Regions from separate parts of the Homo sapiens genome. Here region 1 is linked to region 2. Evidence: chromatin contacts called from ENCODE Hi-C or POLR2A ChIA-PET data. All regions are on one chromosome and are shown on one strand. Each heading gives the region's core, a stretch centred on a gene start or an enhancer-like site at or near the end of the contact. The rest is flanking DNA. Distances are from core to core; before and after follow the strand shown. Region 1 holds the start of FAM174C (family with sequence similarity 174 member C). Region 2 holds the start of PWWP3A (PWWP domain containing 3A, DNA repair factor).

Region 1 (6,570 bases), core at 1,661-4,160, 79 kb after region 2:
CCATGCCTGCCACCCCCCAACAGGCCAAGGTCCCCCCAGCAGCCACACTGCAGCGCAACATACCCATCATTCCCTGCCCAGAACCCTGCTAACCCCTGACAGCTGCCTCGATGCCCAGGCCTACCCCAGTCCCGCCCGGCATCTGCGCAGCCCGGCCGCTCCCTGCTGTTCCCTCGGCCTGAGACACTCTTCCAGAAGCCAGCCCCATTACACCAGGGAGAGGCCCTCCCTGACCCCGCCCGCTCAGAAGCATCCTGCAGTCAGTTCTCCACCTGACTTAGACCTCATCCCTCAGGGAGGGGCCCAGATGGAGCAACCACTACCCTAAGCCCTGCAGCCGCTTTCCTGCCTTAAAAAAGCAAGAAGGCTGACCACGGTGGCTCACACCTGTAATCCCAGCACTTTGGGAGGCCGAAGCGGGCAGATCACCTGAGGTCAGGAGTTCGAGGCCAGCCTGGCCAACATGGTGAAACCCTGTCTCTACTAAAACTACAAAAATTAGCCGGGTGTAGTGGTGAGCACCTTTAATCCCAGCTACTCAGGAGGCTGCGATGGGAGAAATGCTTGAACCTGGGAGGTGGAGGTTGCAGTGAGCAGAGATCGTGCCATTGCACTCCAGCCTGGGCAACAAGAGCGAAACTCCATCTCAAAACAAAACAAAACTTAGGTCAGGTGCGGTGGCTCACACCTGTAATCCCAGCTCTTTGGGAAGCCCAGGCAGATGGATCACCTGAGGTAAGGAGCTGGAACCCAGCCTGGCCAACATGGTGAAACCCCATCTCTATCTACTAAATACAAAAAATTAGCGAGGCGTGGTGGCGGGTGCCTGTAATCCCAGCTACTCGGGAGGCTGTGGCAGGAAAATCGCCTCAATCCCGGAGGCGGAGGTTGCAGTGAGTTGGGATCGCGCCACTCCACCTCAAAAATAAATAAATGACAAACATTTAAGTTTAAAAAAAAAAAGTTGTAAATGGAGGCTGGGAGAAGGGATGAGCCCTGCCCAGTGGGGCCATGGCCTGACTACCGCTGTCAGCTGTGATTGCAGGGACCACTCCATGGCTTGGCCAAGTCCCCAGGGTCCTGCTGAGTCTCCAGCCCAGCCTGCCCACCGAGGCCCCAGAGCTGGGGAAGGGTGCACACCATCTCAGATTCCGGGACTCAAACACCGTCTCCTCGTCGCTGTCCAGCGAGGCCATCTCCGTGGGGTCCTCAGTGTTGGCGAGGAGGCCGTATCGCCTCCGCTGAGGCTTCTTCAACCTGGAAGTAGGTCCAGGCATAGTCAGTGGCCCCTCCCCGCCAACCCTGCCTCCTCCTTCCCTCAGGACTCTCATTGCCGTCCTCTACTGGAGCCCCGAGCCCTGCTGCAGACCTCCCTGGTTTTGCTGTGCCTGCTTCTTTCATGTCCTAATCGCCAAGTGATTACCATTCACTCCCATGGCGATGACAGTAAGAAGACATGTGCCCTACCAGGCCCTCCCATCTCCCCTGCGCCAGGACCCCAGGAGAGGCACGCTGATGTCACTCCCATTGCACTGATGAAAAGACTGAGGCTCACACAGGGGTGAGACTTTGCCAAAGACAACAGAATGGAAGCCTGTCTCAGGGCCAAGCCCCTGGTGGCCCCAGCAGCCCGGGAGGCAGGGAGGGCGCGGCATACAGGCAGGGGAGAGCGCGCAGCAGGTGCTTCCACAGGAAGAGGTGTGGAGCACAGGGGAGGCTCTGCACAGGGCCCATAAAAAGCAGCATGGCGGAGTGCAGGTGCTCACATCTATAATGCCAGCACTTTGGGAGGCCAACGAAAAAGGATCACTTGAGCCCAGGAGTTCAGACCAGCGCGGGTAACATGGCGAGACCCCATCGCTACAATAAAAACTTATAAAAAATAAAAAGCGGCTTGACTTTGCCAGGGTGGTGATGGGGAGGGATAAGGTCCTCGCTGTGTCTCTCCCACCCGGGAGAAGCAGCCACACTGGGTAGTCAGGAGCCCAGAGGAGACTGGAGCCACAGGCCAGGGAAGCCGGGGTGGCCTGAACACGCAGAAGCCCCTCCTGCCCAGGGGCTGCCTACAGCTGGAGACCCCCGCGAGGGTCTGGGGACGCAGCTGCACCTCCCGGGCTGTGGGAGCACCCAAGGCGGGCACGTGGCCGACCCTGGCGACGAACCAGCTTCAGTGGGTAGAAGCAGAAAGGAAAATATCGGGACCCCACGGAAAGGCCTGGCGGCAGGCGGGAAGATGAGAACGAGGACGGGCATCCGGCGACAAGGAGCCAAGGAGGCCCCCTCGCCCCGCCAGGGCCTGACCCCTGCCCGGCATGCTCCGGCTTCAGTGGCCCCACCTGGGAAACGGGCAGCGTCACCCCCGAGTTAAGAGGCGGCGCGCTGGGCACCTCCAACCCCAGGCGCAGGCTGGAGAGCGGGTGAGTCCCGTGGCCCCTGCACCGCCCACACCACGTGACGACCCCGCACAGCACCGCCCACGCCCACTCCAACAGGGAGAGAGGGAGGGAGGGAGGGAGGGAGGGGAGGACCCCGCGGCCCGGCACGTGACGCACTAGGCGCGCGCTAATTGGCCAAGGCTGAGAGACGGCGCCCACGTGCGCCTGACGCACCTAAACGCCCGGATCAGGAAGTAGAGCGCGGTCAGGCCGCAGAAGCCCAGGATCACGTAGAAGGAGCGCGTCAGCGCCGAGCCCGACGCCCCCGGCGGACGCGTGTGCGTGCTGTTGTGTGGCGCGCCCGGCTGGCTCCCGTTCGTCACGGCCGGCGGCGGCGACAACGTGACCTGCGCGGGGCGCAGCGGCGAGGCCTCTTCGGCACCGCACGGCAGCGCCGCCAGCAGCAGCGCCAGCAGGAGCAGCAGCAGCGGCGGCTGCAGCACGCGCGGCCCCATGGCCCGGCGGAAGCGGTGGCGGCGCCCCGCCCCTATGCGCGCTGTCAGTCAGGCGCGCGGAGGTGATGCCAGCCAATGGGGCGCGGAGGCGGAGCTTGACGCCGGGCCCCGCCTCCGCCTGGTGAGCCCCGGCGCTACCCACAGTGCCCCGCGCGCCCGCCGCGGAACTTGCTTCGTCGAACCGCTCCAAGGGATCAGGACGGAGGCCCGGAGCCCGCCCGTGGGAGTCCCGGCAAGGCGCAGCCGGCAGAGCCCAGAACTGCCAGCCCAGCGTGGGGGGTCGCGGCTTCCGAGGAAATCGGGCTGGCAGCGGGGAGACGGGGCGGACCCCGACTTCAGGACCTCGGGCCGCTCATTCCCACCCACTTCGGGGCGACCCCCGCCACTCCTGCCCCGGCCTCACGGACACTGAGAACGCGTCGGCCACGTCCAGGGCCCAGGAAGGTGGCGCCCCGCTCCCAAGCCTGCTACAGGGAACCCGGGACTCGGCCCAAGACGGGGCCTGACAGCGGCTGCGCGGCCGCCGCTCCCTCGAAGCCGAGTGCGCCTCAGATCCCGCGAGACTGGAGTCTCCGCGCTGCGAACCCCCTCAGTGGCGAGCCCCCCGCGGTCACTGCTCGGACAATGACCCTTGCAGTCTTCCCTGTCGGGTCCTACTCGTGCGCTGAACCGAGGTCCGCAGGCTTTTCTTCCAGTGGCCCCGCTCCGCCGACAGACCCCCCTGAACCACAGACTCGGCTTTCTGGGTGCACACGTGGCCCTTTATTCGAATCCGACTTTCACAGGGCTCCACATCGTTGTGGGCAAGGACTGGCCGCCCCGTAAGCTGCCGGCGCACCGCAGCCCGTGCTCCAGGAGAGACTCGAGGCCCTGAGCCCGCACCTCACTGGCGAAGCGCCTCCTGGAAGGAGGAGGAAGGGAGGGAGAACAGGCGCGGGCTCCAGGCGGGGGACCCGGCGCTCCCGGGAGGCGCTGCCCTGCACCCAACACACACCGAAAGGCGCCCGCCATGGGGCCATAGGTGCGGGAGAGCAGGACTCACTGAAACGCCCAGGTGCCGCCCGGGACAGGGCTCAGCGCCACATGCCACTCTTCCCGAAAGCACTTACAGGGGACAAGCCTCCTGGGCAAGCGGCTGCCTCCAGCTCTTGTTCCAGGTGAAGTCCCTCCTGGGACAGTGACCCCAGAGGTCATCGCTGCTCTCAGGCCACCCTTCCCCGAGTCCTGGCCGGGCCCCTTCAACCTGCCAAAGCAAAGCAGCGTTACTCCCAACGTCCTCCACAGGGCTCACAGCTGCCCCTCCCGGCCTCCCCGGAAACAGCCACAGCCCCTAGGAAGGTCTCAGGCTAGTCAGGGGGCTGTGACCTCAGGCTCCGTCACAGGCCAGCATGCCCAGGGCGGGTCTGCACCTTGGCGCAGCTGGAGCCAGCTACCCGTATGGGATGGAGCTATGTGGGCCAGTGTGGGCTCTAGAAAAAAACTAATGGCGGCAACAGACATCAGAGAAAGCTAAGTTAAGAGTGTGACTTAAAGAGGTCTGGAAAAGACGGTCAATTGAGCAAAAAATCCAAAAGGCGGGGGCGTTCACTGGTCTTCAATCCTGCTTAAGGGATTTCATCTATGAGCCAGGCATGACTGGGCCCAGGCTGCACCTGGCTGCACGTGGGGAGCGTAATGGCTGGGCCTGACTTTAGTTCCAGCTTAATTGAAAAAAACAAAAACAAAGTTAAAAAAAAAAGGAAAAACAAAAAACAGTCACAGGAACATTCCCCGGGCACATGACTTTCAGTGAGCTCTCAACAAGAGGGATGTGGACACGAGCGGAAGGAGTTACCTCGAATTACAGGGCTATTTCCACATATGAGCTAGCCAAGGGAGCAGCTTGCGTCTCAGAGGGTTCTGTTGGGCGCACAACACTTCTGTCCTCCGAGGGCTGCAGCTTCCATAGGCTAGCAGAGAATGCTCAGAACTCGTGAAGCAACAGCAGAACTAGCTAACCGGCTGGCCGTCTGAGGTCGCCCTGGGATGCCACGTGCCTCTGCTCTCTGGCCTGCTTCTAGACTGAGGCAGTCCAGGTCAGCGTCAGGTGCACGTCCACTGTCCCTGCTAAGCTGCCCGCACAGTCCAGCCCTCTGGCCACCACTGCCAGAAGCCTCCCAGGGCTGCCCTGAGGCCTGAGCTGCCCGCTCCCGTCCCCCGCCTGGCTCCCCTACCCTGACCAGCGCCAGTCTGCTGGGCCTCCCTTTCTAGCTCTGCAGGCCCCAGGGAAGGCTTGCAGACCCGCTGCTTCTCCACCTTCTCTCTCTGCTCAGGTCTGGCTGCAGGAGCCCGCAGCAAGGAGTGTGTGGTGCAATGCAAGGGAATTGTCAGAGCAAGGTTCATTTCACACGGTCTTTTAATCGGCTTCGTAAAGCCAAAGAAAACTGCGTACAAGAATTCCTCAGCCACTGCAAATACAACATCGATGGAGTATGCGTACGTCTTCCAGTAAAAAAGGACAATATAAATAAACATCTTCAAGAACCTCTCAGGGACGTCTGCACGTCTACTGTGGGGCGCACAGCACAGATGGACGCAGGGGCTGGGGCTCCAGGGCAGTTGCTGCCACACCCGCCGGGGTCCTACCACACTACACTCAGAAACGTCACACGGAGTTGGAAAAAAGCCACAGCTTGCTCAGCTTCCGACAAAGAGCGGATTCACAGTCCGTTCGATCTCAGAGAAGTGAGTGGGGCACCCACTTCATGGGGCCAACCCCACTAAAAAAAAAAAGGCAACGCAACCAAAAACTAAAACAAAAACCAAAAACCCACACAACCCCCGATTTTTTTGAAAACTCATGGCTCGTGGTCAAAAAAGTAAATGCTTTTCAAAATGTTTTGAAAACCCTCAAAAAAAAACAGCACTTCCTTAAAAAGAAAAGTCTAGTAACGAGGCCATCCCGGCGTCAGAAGCGGTCAGGCTGGGTTTGACAAGATCAGAACCGAAATGACTACGAAAGTGGGAATACAAGGAGGTGCATTTACTACACATTAACGTTCAGCGAAGCTCCCACAATCTTTAAACACACAGCCATTGGAAGGACGATCTTGAGCAGGAAGGGTTTTTACTCGTTGTGTGTAGCTGAGGACAAGAAGCAGGCACAGTGTAAAGGCACCGAAGCAACAAGAGGCAGCTTCACCCCAGAGGCCAGACCAGGGCGCGGCCTGCGGCCGGGGAGCAACCACCCCCCACAGCCGAGGGAGGCTGGCCTGCGGCCACACATGCACCTAGCTGACTGCCCAGCGGGCCCTCGCTCTCCCTTGCCTTTTTGGTCAGTCTCATTTGGCTTTTGCGTCCTGCGATAGAAATGGCTCTGAGAGGACAGATGCGCCTCTTCTGGGCAAGCACAGTGACAAGGTCTGAGTGTCCAGCCTAAAGTGCTTGGAGAGGGCACCAAGGTGAACCGAGCTCCCACCGCAGGCCACAGCAGCGTGGCGCCCTCGGAGTGTGACTTACCGTAACTGTCATAACTGTCTCTGTAGGACCCGCCCGAGCTCCGGTCACTGTAGCCACCACTCTGACTCCGGCTGCAAGACAGACAAACGTTGAGTACCGGAAGGTACCCGTCTACTTCTGCTCTGCCACAACAGGCTGAGCCGCCAGCCCCCATGCCAGCCGTCCCTTCTGGGGACACAACA
Region 2 (6,054 bases), core at 2,632-5,131:
AGGCAGCGACAGTACCACAGCAAATCTTACTATAGGAAGAGGAAAGGAAAAAGGAGGACCTCCCCCCTTATGGCAGCAAAGTCCTTCCTCGTCTTGTGTACTGGAGGCCACGGGGGTACGAGATGACCTTGATGCTCACCACTGACCATTCTGGGCGTCAAGAATAGGAGTGGTTCTAGGGGCAAATTCTGGAAAGGTTTAAGAAAGCGGATCCATTTTTCCTTCTCCTTCAGCTCAGGGGATTCGCGTTCCCTTGTATGAAGAAAAACATGGTGAACAGGGTGAATTTTTACCCAGAAAGCTGAGCCTTCACATTCTCCCAAATGACCTCTTATTTTATGAAAACCTAGTGGCCACTTAAAAATACGCTCTTACCTAACGAGGAAGCAATGGCTTCAATTTGAGACTTCTCTAGGATCTCAACTTCAGTGCTTTTCACCTTAATTCTGCAGAGACAAAATCGACGTTACACACCACCAGCCAACGCCGCCAAGACATTTTCAAACATGTTTTCCTTTAGATAACAAAAGAATTATTTTCATTTTCCTCCTCAACCTTCCACTTAAACCAAAAGTCACAGCCAACTAGGAATTCATCTGCCTGAGGTTACAGGCAGCAAGAACCCTGGTGAATGGTTTTTTTTTTTTTTTCCTTTTAAGACAGAAAAGGTTGGCTGGATTTAAAAGCAAAAATGAATTCAAATTGTGACTTTTATGAAGCAAATCCTACTTTCAACTGCACAAATCACTCCTTTGTTAGATTTTCAGAGTAGATGGTAATGTCACTAAAAGCTGTTTACAGCCCAGCAGGTGTGTTTTGGTTTAAAAGGATGTGCTTTCCTTTTAAACTCGAGTATTCAATTACCTTCCCAGCCGCAGGGAAAGTGTGAGCTAGGGACCAAGCGAGCTTCAGAGGCAGCTCTGAAGATGCAGGCAGGAGGGAGTGGGGCAGGGGGAGCTCCACAAGGAAGAGCAACAGGGGAGCCAATGCCTTGGACTACGCGGGATCAGTCTCCTTGCTCTCTTCAGAACTGGGAATTCTCACGACAGATGCACCCTCGCCAATCACGCAGGACTGACCGGGGCGTCGGAATCGCCGTCATTCTAGATGATCTACACCTTCCCGGTGCCAGACGCGCCCTCGCCACAATCACGCAGGACTGACTGGGGCGTCGGAATTGCTGTCATTCTAGACAATCTACACCTTTCCCAGTGCCAGACACTCACGGAGCAGAACAATGTGCCGCCTGGTCATCAGTTATTTGCCTTTTGAACGTTAAACGCTGGTTTAGAGTGACAGGCTCAAAAACCAAATATTTCAAAATTGATGGGCCTGTCACAGACGTTTCTGAAAAAAGACACACAGATCTCTGGGAAGGAAACATCCCTATTTTCCTGGCATGGCACTGATTAAGAAACAGTCAAAAAAAAAAAAAAAAAAGGAAATATCCCTATTTTAACCACAAATAGGGTCTACCCTGAGTATAATTTACATGTATTCAGTGTTTGTACCAATCTCTCCATAGATCTCACAGAATGCCTCGTTTGGATCTTCAGCTTCCAAACTGACATAAAATCAAACTAGTTGCTTTCTCATGAGGTTATTATGAGCATTAATGAATTACACAAATGGTGAATAAGCCCATTAAGAGTGGGCTGGGCTTCAACTGTTTTGGGGGAGTAGGGGATTGAAGTATCAGAAATCTACACGGGAAAAAACAGTATTAAAACAACACAACACTTAACTTTTCCTCTAGAGAGAGGATTTGCACAGCTAGAAAATATTCCTTTCTTCTCTTATTTTTTGTTGAAGTCGCGGTTCGGGCCAAAACCTACATTTAAAACAAAAGAAAATCCTTGTTATTACAACAGCTGACAGTGAGAAACAGTGGCAAACTTTAGCACAAATGCAGCAGGTAATCCTGAAGGCCTATAACCATGGGATTTCAGATATTTGGTCCAATCCCCATTGTTTCACAGATGGGGAAACTGAGGCATGAGAGGCCAGTGGCAGACAAAGACAAGGACCTGGGCTTTTGCATTGCAGCTGAGCACTGTCTACTGAATTGCTGGAAAGCATTCCCTGAACACGACCATAATTTACTATCACAGGGCTGCTTGCCAGATCTTTCCTTGAGTTACAGCCTTACATGCCTTTTTACAGCTGATTCTTTTTTTTTTTTTAGTGTGAAAAAAAAAAGACATTTCTGGAAGTGTAACCTTGGAAGCACTAGACCAAAACCCCATTAAATGGGGAACGAGAATCAGTGCCAACCGTGTTCTGGCTCAATTATTTCACTGAAGCAAATCCTAGGTATCTCCTGATCAAGATTTTACTTGTCACCCGAAAGTCATTTCTAAGTCCTGAAGTTACAGAATAATGGCTGTCACCTTCGCAGGCCATAATCGCTTTTCCCATCGGCAGAGGACATACTTGGCATCCGCCATCATTTACACTCATGTGGCAAGTGGCAATGATTTGGCACAACGTACTCCCAGGTCTCACGCCAATGTGTCCTGGAACGAAATTTGCACGGTGGTTTATACAACTGTTTGCTGGCGATGTTAACGCAGACACAGCCCTCAGGGGCAAAGGTTAGCTCGACTTAGCCTCAAGTAGATGGTTTAATTCCACAATCTTGCATTGAGATGCTCAATGCCAAAAAGCAGACTGACAAACAGAAACGACGGGGCTCGGTATCCAGGGAGGCGCCTGCATTTTTTCATAAATAAAATACAGCACAGTCCCTCCCAAAGGTTCTATCTAGATCAGTTTTAAAAGGCTCCTGAATAAATCATCTCCGTGCGGAAGACCTGCCTCCGACCTCGGCAGGAGAGGCATTTTACACAATCAAAGCTCACAACCCTCCCCAATTTGGGGAGTTAACAGTTGACCACAGCACACACACAAAAATAAGAGCGGAAAAACGACTGCTCTTTTGGCTGCCATGTCCCTGAAAGAACGGGGACAGCTGCAGACCGTTCACAGCATCAATGGGAAGGACTGGCTTGGCTGTTGACAGAAATGAAAAGGAGGTTTGGGGGTGGGGGTGGAATTTAGCAACAACGGAGGGGGGCGTCCCCGCAGCAGGGAAGAGGAGGTTCCCAGCAGAGGTAGGGGTGGCGTTTCCAGCAAGAGAGGGGATCACAGCAGCAGCAGAAGTAGGGGTCCAGGCAGCAGGGACAAGATTTCATGGCGGAGGAAGGGTTGCGGCTTGCAGGAACGGGGGATTCAGGCAACAGAGAAGGGGGTCACAGCAGAAGCGGGGGGGCTCAGGGAGCAAGAACGAGGGCTCACGGAGGAGGTGGAGCGGAGGGTCCAGGTGGCAGGGATGGGGGATTTCACGGTTGGGGGTGGGGAATCCAGGGAAGCAGATGGGGGTCCAGGCAAGAGATGGGGTTCACGGCAGACGTGAGGGGGATCCAGGGAAGGAGATAGGGGTCCAGGCAGCAAGGATGGGGGAGCGGGTCCAAGCAAGAGATGGGGTCCGGGCGGCAGGGACGGGAAAAGGAGTCCAGGCAAAGTGAGGGGCCCACGGCGCCAGGGGCGGAAAAGGGGGTCCGGGCAGAGTGGGGGACCCACGGCGGTAGGGACCGGGCGCTCCCGGAGGAGTCTCTAGGCCGGGGCCCCCCCTCCCCCCAGGCCCGGCCTCCTCGCCTCAGCCCCGCCCGGCGGAACCGAGGGGACGCATCCCGCGGGCTCACCGGGCCCCCGGCTTTCCCCAGCGCGGCGCCCCAAGCCCGGGCAAGGAGGCCGCAGCGGCCGCAACAGCGGAGGACCCGCCCGCCAACCGCTGCCGTCCGCGCCGCCCGCGCTCACCGCCTCCGCCACCGCCGCCGCCGCCGCCGCCGCCGCTCCCCGCGGGGCCGGGGGCGGGGCTTGCCTCGCGGCGGCGCCAAGCTCCGCCCCCTTCCGCCCGCTGCCCAATGGGACGCGCGCGCTCCCAAGGAGCGCCGGCCTCGCCCTCTCCGGCGTCCACGGCCGCGCGCCGGCCCCGCCCCTTCCGCCGCGCGTCTACCCCTTTTTCCCGGGAGTGCTGCCTGAGGAGACCGGTTGGCGGGGCATGTGTGGCCGCTCCCGGGCGCCGCCCTCCCGCGCTCCCGGCCCTTTGTCCTGCAGTCAGACCCCGGACACCGCCCTCGCGGGTCTCGGTGGGAAAACAGGCTCCCCCGCCCGCGGCGATCCCTGAGAGAACCTTCCAGAACTTTCGAGAATCTTCCAGGTCCTACGGCACCTCCCAGCCCGGGAGCTGCGCGCCACGGACCCAATTCCAGCAGATCCCAACCGATCCCAAAGCCAGGCATCCCCGCAAAGGCGTCATAAGCTTCTGAACTAGAGCAGGACCCACCTTGGGAGGGTCCCAAGACCCCGGGGGGCACCGGAAACAGCCGCGGGTGGCGGGAGCCCCGGAGCGGTCGCTCCATCAGTGTCAGGCCTTTCCCTGAGCGGTTTTTGATTTTTTTTCAGACGGAGTCTCGCTCTGTCACCCAGGCTGGAGTGCAGTGGCGCGAGCTCAGCTCACTGCAGCCTCCTCCTGCTGGGATTACAGGTGCGCGCCACCCCACCCGGCTAATTTTTGTATTTTTAGTAGAGAATACTAAATGTTGATCAGGCTGCTCTCAAGCTCCTGACCTCAGGTGATCGGCCTGCCTCGGCCTCCCAAAGTATTGGGATTACAGGCCTGAGCCACCTCGCCAGCCCCCACAGTTCTTTAAAAGCAAAGGAGGCCGAATTGGCAGATCCTTTAAGCCCAAGGATTGGAGACCAGCCTGGGCAACATGGCGAGACCCCATCTCTATAAAAAAGATACAGGCTCACTCCTGTAATCCCAGCAGGAGGCCGAGGCGGGCAGATCACATGAGGTCAGGAGATCGAGACCAGCATTGCCAACATGGTGAAACCCCGTCTTTACTACAAATAGAAAAATTAGCCGGGCGTGGTGGCGATGCCTGTAATCCCAACTATTCAGGAGGCTGAGGCAGGAGAATCGCTTGAACCCGGGAGGCGGAACTTGCAGTAAGGGGAGATCGCGCCACTGCACTCCAGCCTGGGCAACAGAGTGGGACTTCGTCTCAAAAAAGGAAAAAATTAAAAGACTTACAGCAGCATTCGTCACGCACTGGCCCCGACTCTTCAAGGGGAAGGGGCGACAGCAAAGCCGGCTCTAACTTCTTTTTCCTTCTCACATTTGCGGGAATAGAAGGTTTGTGTCTTCGGTCGATCCCAGCAACCTCAGCGACTGATTTTTTTTCCTTTATCAAGTTGAGAATGTTCACCTTTCACTTGTTTTTTATTTTTATTTACATTTTTGAGTCGAAGTTTGGCTCTGTGGCCCAGGCTGGAGTGCAGCGGCCCAGTCATAGCTCACTGCAGCCTCAACCTCCCAGGCTCAAATGATCCTTCCACCTTAGCCTCCGGAGTAGCTGGGACCACAGTGCGCACCACCATGGCTGGCTAAGATTTTTATTTTTTGTAGAGAGAGGGTCTTGCTATGCTGGCCAGGCTGGTTTCGACCTTTTGGGCTCAAGTGATCCTCCCACCTCGGCTCCCCAAAGTGCTGGGATCACAGGTAGGATCCACCTTGCTCAGCCGTCTCAGTTTGTCTATAAAATGGGGGTGGTGGTCTGTGGGTGGTTGGCAAGAACTATGTCTCTGATATCCTCTCACGTTAAATCTGAGCTGGCGGTGGCTCAGGCCTGTAATCCCAGCACTTTGGGAGGTCAAGGCAGACATATCGCCTGAGGTCAGGAGTTCGAGACCAGCCTGGCCAATATAGAGAAACCCCCATCGCTACTAAAAATACAAAAATTGGCTGAGCGTGGTAGTGTGCACCTGTAATCCCAGCTATTTGGGAGGCTGAGGCAAGAAAATCTCTTGAACCCAGGAGGCGGAGGTTGCAGTGAGCTGAGATCGCGTCAGTGTACTCCAATGTGGGTGACAGAGCAAGACTGACTCTGTCTCAAAAAGAAAAAAGAAAAAATCCTGGGCTGGCGTGTGACCTGCTTCAGCCCAGGGAATACAGCAGAAGGGGTGCTGTGCCAGATCCAAGCCTCT

The links. Hi-C counts contacts between places; a loop is a spot of excess contacts on that map. ChIA-PET counts read pairs that join two places held with the same protein, here RNA polymerase II (POLR2A). Pooled maps may share reads with other maps.
Region 1: a map of thyroid gland shows a loop between it and region 2 (8-fold over the local background). The contact joins the promoter of FAM174C here to the promoter of PWWP3A in region 2. A Hi-C loop is called at or near these places in 45 of 168 maps with a recorded cell type or tissue (B cell, CD14-positive monocyte, CD4-positive, alpha-beta T cell and 29 more), 8 of 37 single-sample maps with no recorded cell type and 35 of 50 pooled maps. POLR2A ChIA-PET finds 5 or more read pairs at or near these places in 32 of 52 experiments (A673, AG04449, AG04450 and 26 more).

What each region holds. Positions count from the first base shown.
Region 1 is chr19:1,271,870-1,278,439 of GRCh38, reverse strand. FAM174C (family with sequence similarity 174 member C) reads right to left here and starts at 2,910. Exons shown (of 3, transcript NM_017914.4): 1 at 2,610-2,910; 2 at 1,141-1,257. The coding sequence starts at 2,890. It overlaps CIRBP (cold inducible RNA binding protein), which reads right to left. Exons shown (of 6, transcript NM_001300829.2): 6 at 3,630-6,459. The coding sequence ends at 5,997. RefSeq lists an enhancer at 1,801-1,880 and silencers at 2,441-2,510, 2,841-3,210, 3,221-3,280, 3,179-3,403, 4,770-4,953.
Region 2 is chr19:1,352,786-1,358,839 of GRCh38, reverse strand. It overlaps PWWP3A (PWWP domain containing 3A, DNA repair factor), which reads right to left and starts at 3,881. Exons shown (of 14, transcript NM_001369789.1): 1 at 3,705-3,881; 2 at 2,391-2,516; 3 at 1,746-1,831; 4 at 376-446. The coding sequence starts at 2,447. RefSeq lists silencers at 3,673-3,742, 3,803-4,092, 3,977-4,137, 4,123-4,222 and an enhancer at 3,195-4,080.